2 separate regions of the Homo sapiens genome follow, and region 1 is linked to region 2. The links are chromatin loops, found by intact Hi-C in ENCODE. Cell type or tissue: GM12878. All regions are shown on one strand.

Region 1 (2,500 bases), 290 kb after region 2:
AAAGTGCTGGGATTACAGGCGTGAGTCACTGCGCCCGGCCCCCGTCCTTGCTTTTACCTGTTTCCCAATTTCTCTTTTCCCTTCCTTCATATCTTTCAAACCCTGCCCCTCTTTTTACACACAAATCATCAGTTTTCTATACTGTTCACATCCTGAGGCCAGAATCAATCAAGACTTTTCGTAGCAGAGAAGTTGTGTGTGTCTTATAATGGCGAGTTTTAGAACTTTTCAAAGCTTACCTTTAACAAGAATCACCTCCATGTTAATGTGGATAACTAGGAGACAGTTTTGAGGAAAGCTGACTAATTACAGTACTTGAAATAGTTTATTTTAAAGGCATTTGACTAGTAGGGAATGAGTAGCAAGAACAGTTATCTAAGACGGCTCATCTGCGTCTTTCTGTTTTGGGCGTTAAGCACCATATAACCTTGGGGATGCCTCAGCTTCCCTATCTCTGAAATCAATGAGTTGGACAAGATGAGGGTTAATCGGGTCCCCTCAGGGATTCCATGAAGGATACACATTTCCACAGATGTATTTCCTCTGCTGTGTAAAGGTGTCCGTCATCAGTTTTACACAGAGAGCTGGGACACTGACATTGATTGGTTAATTCTCATGTGTCTCGGTCACGTAAAAAAAAATAATGGTTACAATTCAACTCCATTTTGCAGAATGGTAAACCAAAACCCAAAGATACTGGATAATTTCTTAATACGACAAATAGGTAAAAAACAAACAGAAAAAGAAACAAAATGGTAATTTCGATGTGCACGCTATTGCATGAAAGATTACTATGATGGACTACTTGGCCTACCTTGGCTAAAATCAGCATCTTAATTTTGACGCTGAGGTAGGTGCAAATGTCCTATAAGGTGATGTAAATAGATTATCTGGGGAGACTGTCTTTCGCCCTTTCCCCTTGGTGATGTAACTCAAATGGCAAGTCGCTTAAGCAGAGATTTGTAATGCAGCTGCACTCTGTCGCCACCTAGTGGTGAGCAATGGCAGCAACAAGCTGAGAGTTGTTTCTGCTTTATCTGCCCCTTTTTATCCAAGTTCCCAAGGCTGGAAAAATTTTAAAAGCCTATTTTAAAGGCCGCAGAGTGATGTGGAATAGACAGTCATCTGTTTTCCTAACCATGTTCTTCCCTCCCCACGTTTTAAATTTTTGAGAAAGCATCCCTTGTAAAGCCACCAGCATTTTTGGTCCGTGTCCATTTCTATTTTGACTATCTGTGCAGGCATTTCCATTTCCCCTAACTTCTTAGCAGTTTTAAGATAAATATAGAACAATATACACTTGTGACATTCAGAGAGGCTTACATGAGCTGAACCTAGAAAGATGGCTTTCAACTGACACATTACAATCACTGTGCTGGGCATTTTGAACAAGAATTATATTATGCTTATATTTCCTTGATGAATCTTAAGAGTAGAACAAGAGAAAAATCCAGTGAAGCATGCTGCGGTTTTCATCGTATCCTAAATATGTATTTTTTTCTGTAGCCCTGACTATGTAAGTATTTTTCTGTAGCTATTTTTTAATGTTGTCAAAAACGGATACAAAAGAGACAAGTTTTAAACACATGCTAATTTCCAAAGCCAGAACCAATCACAAGTTGCTGTTCATAAGGAAGCTGGTTTGAAACATCATGGAGTCTGTAACATCAGTAAAATATATACTTTCCGATCTTAGTGAGCTACAGTCTGTTGAAAAGCCGTCTAATTTATCAAAGCTTCTGCAGTTATCTCTGGAGGATTAGCTATATTTAGTATCAAATAATTCTTAAAGAAGGATTGACTGTTACTTTAAACACTAATGCAAAAAAATCTCTGAAAGCAATATAAGCAGTGCTAAAGTGTTTTTATCTTTTTTTATAAAATATTAGTTGTCATATTTGCCCACCAGAATTCGATGAAATTCTCCTAATAATACCACGTTTATGTTTCTAGAGGCTTATTTTTCCTTCTTAAATTATGAAGGTAAAACACAACTTTGCATAAATCTAAAAAAATAGAATATTTATGGTTCACACAAACACACGTGTAATCTGACATACAAATACATAATGTAAAAATCAGGCAAAAAATAAAAAAAAAACCTTAAGGGGAACACAAGCATACCATCTCGTGGACCCACAGGAGGGTTATAGATGGGTCCTTTTCACTGCAAAAGAAGCTTATGTTTTGCTTTGGCTCTGGAAGGCCATTCGGGGGAGTCTAAGAGTCTCTACAAATTGGCATTTCTGTCTCTATGGCAACACAAAGCTCTGCCTCAGCAACAAAATGAGGTCTTCCTATGCAATGCAAAAAGCACAAAGTGGCATGAATGCAGAATAATATCGACTTTTCTTTAGAAATAAAAAATGAAGACTTCTGTGAAATCAAGCCCTTGAGAACTTCTTGAAATGCAGAAGCACGGCCATGCGATAGGCCAGTCAAGGTTGAATCCGGGTCCATTAAAACAGAAATGAGGAAAGGAATCCTGACTTATGTCCAG
Region 2 (2,500 bases):
AACTCCTGTACGATTTCTGCTATTCCTCAAATATACTCTCCACTGAAGTGGAGTGACACGTTAGACTATGAAATCTCAGGTGTTTAGAGTGGTAAGAGAAGCCCATTTGTTCTTTTCAAAAAAGGACATACCAGCCTCAGGTTGAAAAGTAAGGCAAATATTTTTTTGAGTTCCTTAGCAACTGTTGAGGTGATTTCTAGATAATTTTGAAGAAGTCTGTGATGATTGGTAACTACTGAGAATTGCTGCCAGCTTTGTGTTAAGAGGTCAAGTACCATTTCTCACTTCAAATCTTGACTAGTCCCTAAGTAAATATATACCTGTTTCTTGAACCCTTCCATCAAGAGGATTTAGTAAAACTTCTGTTTACTTATTTATATTTTAGAGACATGTTCTCACTCTGTCACCCAGGCTGGAACATAGAGACGTGATCATAGCTCACTGTAACCTCAAACTCCTGGCTTTAGTGATCACGGCTCACTGCAGCCTCGACCTGCTGGGCTCAAGTGATCCTTCTGCCTCAGCCTCCTGAGTAGCTAGGACTACAGGTGCATGCCACCACGCCTGGCTAATTTTTAAACTTATTTTGTTTTTTTGAGATGGAGTTTTGCTCTTGTTGCCCAGACTGGAGTGAAATGGCGCATCTCGGCTCACCTCAACCTCCACCTCCTGGGTTCAAGCAATTCCCCTGGCTCAGCCTCTCGAGTAGCTGGGATTACAGGCATGCGCCACCATGCCCGGCTAATTTAGTGTTTTTAGTAGAGAAGGGGTTTCTCCATGTTGATCAGACTGGTCTCCAACTCCCAGCCTCATGTGATCTGCCTGCCCCAGCCTCCCAAAGTGCTGGAATTACAGGCGTGAGCCACCACACCGGGCCTAAATTTTTTTTTATAGAGACAGAGTCTTGCTGTGTTGCCCAAGCTGGTTTTAAACTCCTGGCCTCAAGCCATCCTCCCACTTCAGCCCTGCACAGTGCTGGTATTACAGGCATGAGCCACCACATCCAGCCTAAAACTTTTATTTGAATATACAAGAAAGATTCAACAGCTGGTTAGTCTGTCAGTGCACATACAGTTGATTGGAGAACCAGCATTTTCTAGGGAGGAAGTCTCTATTCCATATGTCGATTGCCTGCATTTCACGAGAAGACCTGAGCATCCTGGGCAGAGGAGAGAAGAGAGCCCATGTTGAGGAGTGAGGGAAGGGGAAGGAGGGTGCGGCCTTGTCCTCTGTTTGCTCTAACCTTCTTGTTAGAGGAGCAGGTTGTACCTCTGTATCAGCACTGCTAAGTGGGGCCAGGTGGAGGGTAGGAGGTGGCAGTTTTGCTCCCCAGGGGACATGTGACAATAGTCTGGAGACATTTTTGGTTGTCGTCTTTGGGGGAAGGGATGCTACTGGCATCTAGTGGTAGAGGCTAGGCATGCTGCTAAACATCCTGCAGTACACAGGACAGCCCCCCACAGCTGAGAACTACCCTGTCCAAAATGTCAGTAGTGCTGAGGTTGAGAAACCCTGCCCTGTATTATCCATTAAATCCCTCAGTGAGTCTGCTGAGGATGCTGCCATTATGATATGCCCTGGAACATGATAGCATGTTATGAGGGAAGGAAAATATTCTACTGTTGGTGTTTTTCTTTTTTTATACCTGAAAAGCACAGTGGTGCCATTTTAATCCAGTTGTACTATTTCTGGAGTCATGAGTTTGCACTTTAAGTTACTTTGCTCTCTGCTGCCTCATTAGAAATAGCATCTAACAGTTGTCGTTAGATGTTGCTGTTTTTGTTTTACTGCAAGCCACTTCACTTGCTTAAGGAAGAATTATATCATGGGCAGGGGATTTATAGCGAAAAGCATTTCTGTGATGTTATTCGTAAGTCTGTTGTAATGTCTTTGTAGCCAAAAGGGTTTACCTAATGTCTAATATAAATGTCTTTTTCACCAAATGAACCCAAATTCACCCATTTCCTTTTGCTCTGATCTCAGTAGAACCTAGACTATCTAGACGGAAAAACAGTAAATATTTGAACTAATTGCTTTGGAATATTATAGGTTAGTGCGAAAGTAATCACTTTTTTTGCCATTAAAAGTAATGGCGAAACCCGTGATTACTTTTGCACTAACCTAACATCATGTGTGTGTTCATCTTGGCACCAGTTTAAAGACACACTGCCATCCGGTGTTTCACTGGCCACTTCTTTTTAAAGCTAGATTAAATGTTGTGTGATTAACCCAGTTTCTAACAATGCACAGTGTTACTACTTAACACTCTATAGAGAAACAGCCACATAACTCTGGCATGAGCTGGGTCACGGGGTGTTGTCACACACCCACTCGCCTATACTTTTCTTGATGTGAATATTTCTTGGATGAATGGGTTTTAAGGCCACAAAGAAATGTATTCATCTGCATCACTGGATTTACAAGGATTTTTGCATGCCAGCAGCATGGGATGCATGAGCTCCACGTTAGTCATTTAGCTCTGAATGTGGCATTCGCTTTC

The links. Peaks named below come from ENCODE experiments on the same cell type or tissue, not always from the same donor. Only the 100,000 strongest peaks of a DNase experiment are listed, where the experiment ranks them.
Region 1: it touches region 2 in a loop (4-fold over the local background); 4 of 110 quality-filtered maps call a loop at or near these places.

The regions. Positions count from the first base shown.
Region 1 is chr4:185,596,793-185,599,292 of GRCh38, forward strand. All of the region lies in intron 24 of SORBS2 (sorbin and SH3 domain containing 2), which reads right to left. Among named protein-coding and RNA genes, the nearest start is that of SORBS2-AS1, 10 kb to the left of the region's middle. In GM12878, a CTCF peak has its summit at 986 (motif pointing left); a DNase peak (open chromatin) is centred at 969.
Region 2 is chr4:185,303,780-185,306,279 of GRCh38, forward strand. All of the region lies in intron 6 of SNX25 (sorting nexin 25), which reads left to right. Among named protein-coding and RNA genes, the nearest start is that of LRP2BP, 91 kb to the right of the region's middle. RefSeq lists enhancers at 34-133, 1,022-1,211, 2,247-2,306, 2,392-2,500 and a silencer at 2,416-2,500. In GM12878, a CTCF peak has its summit at 1,398 (motif pointing left); a DNase peak (open chromatin) is centred at 1,372; H3K27ac peaks cover 2,419 bases.